Regions from separate parts of the Homo sapiens genome. Here region 1 is linked to region 2. A link is a contact called in ENCODE Hi-C data. All regions are on one chromosome and are shown on one strand. Each heading gives the region's core, a stretch centred on a gene start or an enhancer-like site at or near the end of the contact. The rest is flanking DNA. Distances are from core to core; before and after follow the strand shown.

Region 1 (4,689 bases), core at 731-3,230, 650 kb after region 2:
CTGATGAGAACTTTGACCATCAAGTACACAAGACCTAGGCTTGAGCCCTATATCTGCCCTTCACCAGCTGTGTGACCAGCTAGTGGAACTCCTCTGAGCCTGTTTCTCCATTTGTAAAGAAGCAATAATGGATTCTGGATATTAGCCCTTTGTCAGATGAATAGATTGCAAAAATTTTCTCCCATTCTGTAGAATTGAACAATGAGAACACTTGGACACAGGAAGGGGAACATCACATACCAGGGCCTATTGTGGGGTGGGGGGAGGGGGGAGGGAAAGCATTAGGAGATATACCTAATGTAAATGATGAGGTAATGGGTGCAGCGTACCAACATGGCACATGTATACATATGTAACAAACCTGCACGTTGTGCACATGTACCCTAGAACTTAAAGTATAATAATACAAGAAGAAAAAAAAAACAGAAAAAAAGCAATAATAATGTACTGACATCCACAAATGGCTAAGAATTAAATATTATGATATAAGTGAAGTATTGGCAGGATCTTCCTGGCCCCGGAATGCTTCTTTCCTGGGACATTGGTGCCTACAGCTGCTCTGGGGCCATTTGCTCCCTTCTTGCAGGAATGCAGCTCTCTCTGCAGGCTGGAAGTCACGCTCATCAAGCCCTGTCTGCTGCTGTCAGCTCAGCCTAGAGCCCATACCTTGCTGATGGCATGTTTGCCTGAGAAACAAACTTCATTCCCTTTTCCTGGAATTCTACCCCATCTCACTCCTCACCAATCTCTCAAAGAGAACTTATCCTTTGGTATGTCCAAATGGGAAAATCTCTTGCTCCATTCCCTGTGTGCCCAAGATTTCAAGCTTTCTCTGCAAGCTGGTCAGCCATCCAGCTGTCATCTGTCCCTCAAAGCCCCGGGCTCAGCTGCTAGCCTGCTGATGAACAGTCAGCTGTTTGACTACCTGGAAAGGGGAGCAAAAGGGTAGTGTTCTTGGGAGATAAAGAGGAACTGTCTCTGTTGGCCAAAATGGGGATTTCCCATGGGACTTGCTTGACTGGCTGAATGGCTTGTTACGGTCCACAGAAGAAGGAAGAACCGAGTCATGATCTTTGCACAGAAGAGAAGAGGTATTTCGAGAAGCCAAGTTGCAGTTAAGTGGAATGTTATGCCCTGAGTTTCCCATTATGACAAGGGTGAGACAGCTGCATAGAAAGAATAGCAGCATCCAGGAAGTCAGGAGTCCAGGAGTATGGTCCCACTTGACTCTGCTGGGATTTGGAGTCTTGGGTCATTCCCCACATGAAACCCAAGGGATAAGGCCATCCCAAAAGGTCCTGCCAGCTCCAAGCCTCAGGGATGCCCAGCTGTGCACATTACCAGGGGGCATTTGCCCAAACTTAAGAGCAAGCCCAAGGAAAATCCAGCACTGAGTCTAAACATATGCTGTGCAATTCTTTTTACAGTATGAGCTTCTGGAAAGCTTGCATAGTCTCAGGACAGGGATCTGGAGGAAATGGGGAGCATCAGAACCACAGAAGGTTGTACTGGGAATAACTGGGGCAGGAGCAAAAGCCCATCCAAGCAGATGTTTACCACCTCATTGATATGGAAGACTCTGTGAGTTTCAAATCAAATTTCCCTTTAAAGAGCAGATAAAGAGTAAAGCAAATGGGCCATGCCTTTGATTATTCATTTGTCCCTAAATAGGTGCTTCTACCTGAGGCTGCACACGCTCCGCCAGGGGTGAGGATGCCACCAGCCCACTATAGCTTCAGTTTCCAGCTTCCAGGAAACTGGATGAGGTATTTGCAGGCCCCAAGTCTTGAGTTCCTCTTTCCACATTGAAACATGTTCCTTTCTTTTAAACCAACAGCACCAGCATAAACTTAGAGAATAGGTTGCTAAGGGCAAAAGTCGGTTTAACTCAGCAAACATTTACTAAGCACCTACTGTGTGGACCAGGCATCACACAAGGTGCTGGGCTGAAGGAGTGAGTCTGGCATGCTGTGTGCTCTCTAGACAAGCCAAATGTGTGACTGACATGAGGCAGACATGGCACTACAGTAAAATCACAAACAGTATGCTATGAGAGAGGAAGTCAGGCAGAGGGAAGTCTGGGAAGGTAGATTTGAGTTGAGCTTCGGAAGCAGAGCTGGAATCTTATCATGCACATCATTGTCTATCTTGGGACAAAGGAAGCATGGCCAAGTCCATCAGAGTCTGAAGCAGGTGGATTTATTTTCCATATGTAACAAGGCGTTTGTGCAGTAAAAAGAATATAAGGCAAGCAGGCGTATCAACAACAATGATGATAATCACTGAGAGCACTGAGACCTCAGTGGATTCAGTGCTTTGCCTGCTCCATCTCCTCTAATCCCCAGAGCCTGTGAGGCCAGGTCCCTTACAGCCCCATTCTATAGATGGGAAACCACAGTGCGTGGTAATTTGCACACAGCTAAAAACAGGTAGAGCCTGTATTCATTCCAGGCTCAGAGCAGAGATTCTTAATGCCATCAGGAAACTAAAGTCTGAGGCTGGCCACAGACCTCACCTGCCTGATGGCCTGGGCCTCTCTCCTCTCATCATCTGAACAAGGGGGGTTTTGACCAGGTAACCCCTAAGGTTCTGTTTCACTCAGTTTGGGCTGCCATAACAAATACCATACACTGGGTGGCTCAAACAACAAACATTTATTCCTCGAAGTTCTGGAGGGGAGGCTAGAAGTCCAAGATCAGGGTGCCAGCATGGTCAGGTTCTAGGGAGGGCTGGCTTCCTGGGTCACAGAGAGCTGCCTGTTTGCTATAGTCTCACGTGGAGGAAAGAAGTCATCTCTCTTATGTCTCTGCTTACAGAAGCACTAATCCTATGCAAGAGGGTTCCATGCAAATGATCCAATCACCCTGCAAAGGCCCTACCTCCTAACGCCATCACACTGGGGATTAGAGCTTCTACATATAAATTTAGGGGAATACAATTCAGTCCATAGCAGGTTCCCTCCAGCTAAGTCACCTGGGATGCTAAGTGTTCGGGGTGGGGTGTGGCAGTGCAGATGAAGAGGAGGAAAAAGTGGCTCATCAATGTGGGGGATAAAGGAAGCATGAGAAAGGGGAGCACTAGCTCAGGTGGAGAAGGCAAATGGAGCCACTCCCCACTTTGGTTGTGACTGCTGCTGACTGCTGGAGGCCTAGTGCCCTTTGAGTTTTCTCTGAGTGACTGATAATTCCTGAGCGGAGCTGGGCCCCAGCAGAGCCTGGGAGCTGTGCCAAGCTCTCCCTCCAGGCCCCAGCCGTGCCACCTCCAAGACCAGAACAAGAACCCTAGCCTCAGCAGGGTCTCCCCAACACCATGCAGATAAAAAGTGGCCAAGAAAATGTCACCTTAAAACTCAGGAACACAGCATGGACATCCAGGCTTCTCCTCAGTTTCCTTCTAAGGGCCCAGGGCTCCTGTTATTCCTGCTTGCTGTGCTCTAATGCCTGGGACTTACAGAGAAGGCTGGCAAACAGAGTCCAGCCAGCACCCAGCCTCCAAAAGCCTCTTGTGCCCTGAGCCCAGAGCTCACTGCCACCTCCCCGAGCCTCCAGCAGCCCATGGGGGCTTTTCTGGTCTCAGGCCCAGCTGCTGCTCTCCCCTTCACCAGAGCATTTTCAGTTCCCACTTCTCTGGCCTGAGTGGCCCCCTGTGCTCCTGGCCACACTCCTTCTCTCTCTCCCCATCTCTAGGTCCTCTCCCAGCTGCCCCAAGCCTCACTCCTCATGCATGGTGCTCTCCCGAGGAGCTGCTCTCCCAGACTTCCATCTCTCCAGCCTGTTCCCTCTCTCCCTCTTGAGACCCAGCTCACACATTGCAGGCCGTGATCTCGCCCCTGGAATAGACCCCCTCAGCTGCTGGGACTCTGCAGGGTTGTGGCAGGCATTGCACGGCTTCTCCCAGGGGATACTATTGACCCCGTTTTCTGATGGAGCTTGAATTGTCCTGGCTCATGTACCTTCCTCCCCTTGGCCAGCCATGTCCTGCATTGGGTTAGTCACAGTGGTCCACCCTTCCCAAGGTGCCTGCACCCTAGTCGTGGCCAATGGGAAGAAAGGGAAGGTGACTGGGAAGCTTCTGGGAAAGGTTTCCTTCCCTCAGTACTAAAAGGATCCCCAGGTGAGGCGCCATGGCTCACACCTGTAAATCCAGCACTTTGGGAGGCCAAGACGGGAGGATTGCCTGAGCCCAGGAGTTTGAGACCAGCCTGGACAACAAAGTGAGACCCCGTTTCTACAAAAAATTAGTCAGGTGTGGTGGCATGTACCTGTGATCCTAACTACTTAGGAGGCTGAGGTGGGAGGATCACCTGATCCTGGGAGGTCAAGGCTGCAGTGAGTTGTGATCGTGCCACTCACTCCAGCCTGGGAAACAGAGTGAGACCCTGTCTCAAAAAATAAAAAAATAAACGGAGCCTCATTGGAACACTCTTCCTCTTCTTCCCCTGAATGTCGGCATGTCTGAGGGAAAGCACAGAAATCATTTGCAAATATCAAGGAGAATTAAACCAATATGCTGAAGATGGCAATGAGCAAAGAACGAACGAACTTGGGTCCTTCAAGATTACTTTGAGACACTGAATAAACCAAGTCTGGAGCTACCCATTGCTGGGGATTTTTATTACGTGAGGTCATAAAATCCCCATTGTTTGGGTTTTTTACTCCTCACAACTAAAAGCATCCCAGCCCAGAGTGT
Region 2 (4,836 bases), core at 1,553-4,052:
AAATTTGTAAAAGCCCCAGTGAGGTATAATTTATAGCCCCAAACCAGCCTAGATTGAGAATGTTAAATGTGCAAAAAGATTATGGACACCCTTGCCCATAAACTGCTGTTGGGGATAGAGTCGCAGCCAACCTCCAGGACAACAGGCAGGAATTGGAAGCAAACACTCCCTCAACTCCACCGTAGGCACTGCAGCCTCAGAACTGGTTCTAAAGAAAGAGTTCCAGGGTGCATAGCTATGCGATCAGGCAGTCCTCACAGTGCTTTCATTTTTAACAAAAAAAAAAAAAGAAATGAAAAATTTTAAATGACCATCAATATAGGTTTAAAGAAAACTCATAACCCTGTTCTATAAAATATTATCCAAAAATTTACATATGACACAAATCCATGTTTATGAACATAGAAATCTATCCATATTGACTACTAAATAAGGAAATCTGGAAAAAGAACAGTATGGATAATATAATTAAAAAGTAGGGTGTGTGGGTCTGTCTGTCTAGAATAAAGCATGACCCCCAATATTACCAATGATTAAATTATGGCCCGAACCTATTGACATAAGGCGGTACTCATTCATGCAATGTCAATTCAGAAGGCAAGTTGGATACAGAATGTAATCTCTAACTACCACCACTGTCAATTTGTCTCTCTATATAATATGGATTTTTAAACTGTAAGAAAAATGACTGAAATAGTAACTGAAATTTTCTCTGGGTAGAGAGATTTAGAAAAATAGTCATTATTTTCACAATCTAAATTTGTGTATATCTCCTCAATTTTCTGTGGAAGGTGTATTAGTTTGCTAGGGCTACCATAACAAAATACCACAGACTGGGGGCTGAAACAATGAAAATTTATTCTCTCACAGTTGTGGAGGCTGGAAGACTGAGCTCAAGGTGCTGGCAGAGTCCTGAGGCCTCTCTCTCTCCTTGGCTTGCAGATGCCCTGTGTCTTCACGTGGTCTTCCCCCTGTGTGTGTCTGTGTCCCCATCTTCTTAGAAGGACATCAGTCAAATTTGATGAGAGCCCACCCTAATGATCTCATTTAACTTATTTACTTCTTTAAAGATCCTATCTCCAAATACAGTCACATTCTGAGGTGCTAGGGGTTAGGGCTTTAACACATGGATTTGTGGGTGGGAAGGCCCAATTCAGCTCATAATAGTTGGCATGTGGTAATTCTATAATCTGAGGAAAATGTTAAAACAAAAGGAGAACAAGAGAGGGAGCAGAGGGTCAGGGCGTGTCCTTGTTGCCACCAGCACACAACCATGCCCCACTGCAGAACCAAGGCTGGGGGTGGTCATAAAGGACAGTCCAGGACAGCACTGTCCCAGAATGAAGAGCACAGGCTGGCTGCCTGGGCCTGCACCGTGGCATGCACCAGGACTTGCTAACACCCTTAGCTACTACTGGCACAATTCTGGTGGTCTGCACCAGGAATGCATGTGCCCAGAGGACTGGCCCACCACCCTTTGAACCTTTTCCCAGAGGAGCCTTGGCACCTGGGAGAGACTTCCTAAAGCATTCTTCATAACAATCTAATGATAGGGACCACACCATCTCTTAGAGATGTGTGCGTTCAGGGTAAAATCTCTCAGGGGATGGCAAAATGTGTTGTTAATCCATCCTCAAAGATGTTTTTCTGTGCCATGCTACACACCTGGGCATTAAAATTACTCACTGAAATGTTCTGGCCACAGGCTTTGCTAATATTGCTGGGTTTTGTTAAAGTCGTTTATCTCTCCTGGAGACATGAATGAGGTCCACCAACTCTGGAGTGGCCACGGGCAGCATCTCTCCTGCAGAGAGGCTGGGATGTTGAGAGGCTATTTTGCAGCCCGGTCTGCATCCCTGCACCCCACTTCCTCCCCGGCAGCTGATGTGCATGTGCCTGACCTGACCCCTAGCTACAAGAAAGGAGTCCAGGGTCCTGCAACTTTCTGGGGTTCCTTGGAGATTCCTGGTGTTGGGTAAAATGAGGGCATTCAGCCCTGCCAGAAGTGAAGAGAGTAAGTGAGGTGGAGACAAGGATGGGCCTGAATGAACACGTCCAGAAGCAGAGTTCTCCAGCCTTCCCACGGTGTTTCCATGGTGCCTGGTATAACAGAAAGCATGGCATTTTAACTGGATGCTGTGAGTCTTGTGTTTGTATCATTCCCCAAGAGACCCTGAGTTTCTTGATGGCAAGGGCCATTAAGGCCCAGCACAGTAGTTTCCTCATCTTTTGAGCTCAAAAAGATGTCCATTGAATGAATGAATACATGCACAACAACATAAAGAAATAAATGGAGGTACTTTTAGATGTAGGCATCACAATGCAAATCAATTATGATTGTTCATATTATTACTACAGCTTACCTCACCAGATAGTCATCTGGCTACTTTTTGCTTGAGCAGAAGATGCCTAATTGCTGGAAACTAAATGACTCAGCATCTCACCAGCCTTAGTGACAGACATGCCCTCAGGCTGCAGCCTTGGCTCTGCTCCCTGGAATTAGATGTGGTCAATGGTTCTGATTCACAGAAGCTGGTTTACCGACTTGTCTGTCTTTCTTGATTTGAGATGTAGCTGACCTCACTGCCCGTCATCACTGGAGTTAAAATCCCTGTGGCCATGGTCTGATCAGTCATGATGGTCATGATGATGCTGGGAATTTGAGTGTGTGGGATCATTTGCATTCTATCATAGAGAAAGCACAGCTGATCGCCACATGACTCACAGCACCTGCTTCTCGCTTCCCTGGACCTAATTAATCTCCTTGTGTCAGAAATTTGTTGGCCCTGAGCCGACTCCAGGGGATGATGGTGCCAGCTCAGCACACCAGGCAGGGCCAGGAGCCAGGAGCCAGCACAGGGTATGCAAGGCCTAGACAGCAAAAGGAGAGAAAGGAGCAGAAAGCTGGGAATGTTCCTAGGCTCTAGGACAGACTAGCAAGTGTCAAAGGATGATTCTTGAGAAAAGAACCATCCCAAGATTTTTTGACAGCTCCAATAAGGAAATAATAAGGTCTGTGCTGAAGGAGGCCATGACAATGGCCTCCTTGATATCTAAGGCAGGATTTCAGGAAAACCTTTGGGGACAGTGAGAAGTAGGGGACACGTTGCTACAGAGGTGCCCAGGGCTCTTGTCTGAAGGCACCATGGACTCTTCTGGATCAGAGCACTCAATGTGTCCATAATGTAGTCATTCAAAAAGTCCTTTTAATACAGCACACAGCAGGACAAGTTATTCGTTGTATGACACATGGCTGCTTGGCATTATTCCAGCTTTCTGTATTACTGTCACCAAATAAATTAAAAATTAAGAAATAGAGATATTTTAGATAATCAAGTGTTATTTTCCCTGCCCCCATCCCCATCTCTTCATTTCTGGAAAAGCCACAGCCCAGGTGCCTCTGTGCTGGGAGGTGAGAGTATTTCTGAAGAGGTGGTAGAAGAGAACTAATGGGATTATCCGCCAGAGTGATCATTTGCAAAGAGTAGCTCATGGTTGCTGGAAAGGTTTCCACTGCCATCACCATTGACCACAGTTATTTGCTCTACTGTGGTGAAATGATTTTAATAAGTTATCTGAAATCGAGTATTATTAAGTTATGCCAGTCGAGGGGCTCTGCCCGGGTGGGCCTTAAAATGGCCCACTTACAGGAGATAGGAAGCTGCATCCCACCAGAATTATGATGTGACCTTAGGCACATTGTTAACCTCAAGTTGTTGAATCTCCTGAGTCTCGTTTCATCATGTGTGAAATGAGAAAACAAGGCAGTTGTCAGGGTTCGAGGAGCTAAGAGATGTAAATCCCTTAGCATGGTGTCTTGTCACATGTGGGGGTGCTCAGTCAGGTCAGCTGCTGTTGTCATCATTACTACCGCTGACATTAAACTGTTAGGCTTTGAACAAAGTAGCAATAGAAAGCATCATGTTCCTAGGTTAAAATTTCCCCTGTTAGGAAGATTAGAGCCAAAAAGAGAGATATCCCATCAAAGAAAAGCCCCAGGAACAGATTGAATCACTGCCGAATTCTACCAGACATTAAAGAATAAATACCGATCTTACTCAAACTCTTCAAAACAAATGGTGAGGAGGGAGTACTTCCAAGCTCATTCTAAGAGGCCAGCATTACTCTGATAACAACACTAGACACGGACACAACAACAACAACAACAAACTTCAGGCCTATATTACTAATGAATATAGATGCAAAAATCCTCAACAAAATCTTAGCTAGCCAAATTCAACAACACATTAAAAAGATCATTCATCATGACCAAATGGGACTCATCCCAGTGATGCAAAGATGGGGCAATGCAAATAAACATACACATGCAACATATGCAAACAAACAAACATAATACATCACATTCACAGAATCAAGAACAAAAACCATATGATTATTCCAACAGATGCTGAAAAAGCATTTGATAAAATTCAATGTCCCTTTATGATAAAAACCCTTATAAAAATGGGTAATCAAGGAACATACCTCAAACTAATAAAGGCCATATATGACAAAGCCACAGCTAACATAATACTGAAGGGGGAAAATTTGAAGGCCTTTCCTGTAAGAACTGAAATAAGACAAGGATGGCTATTTTCACCACTATTATTCAACATAATACTGCAGGTCTTGGTCAGAGCAATTAGGCAAGAGAAAGAAATAAAAGGCATCAAAATTGGAAAAGATGGAGTCAAATTAGTCTTGTTCACAGAAGGCATAATCTTGTACTTAGAAAAACCTAAAAATTCAACCAAAAAACTGTTAAAACTGATAAATGAATTCAACAACATTGCAAGATACAAAATCAATATATTAATACAAACTTGGTAACATTTA

Evidence for each region. Hi-C counts contacts between places; a loop is a spot of excess contacts on that map. Pooled maps may share reads with other maps.
Region 1: a pooled map shows a loop between it and region 2 (4-fold over the local background). The contact joins two enhancer-like sites. A Hi-C loop is called at or near these places in 2 of 50 pooled maps.

Annotation. Positions count from the first base shown.
Region 1 is chr10:44,946,936-44,951,624 of GRCh38, forward strand. The region is part of intron 1 of TMEM72-AS1 (TMEM72 antisense RNA 1); the gene reads right to left. Among named protein-coding and RNA genes, the nearest start is that of TMEM72-AS1, 10 kb to the right of the region's middle. RefSeq lists an enhancer at 897-1,136. Within about 2 kb of position 1,981, at least 4 of the 41 ENCODE cell types and tissues checked have a DNase peak (open chromatin) inside an H3K27ac peak, as active enhancers do.
Region 2 is chr10:44,298,734-44,303,569 of GRCh38, forward strand. All of the region lies in intron 1 of LOC124902544 (a long non-coding RNA gene), which reads right to left. Among named protein-coding and RNA genes, the nearest start is that of LINC02881, 8.4 kb to the left of the region's middle. RefSeq lists an enhancer at 1,977-3,176. Within about 2 kb of position 2,803, at least 2 of the 41 ENCODE cell types and tissues checked have a DNase peak (open chromatin) inside an H3K27ac peak, as active enhancers do.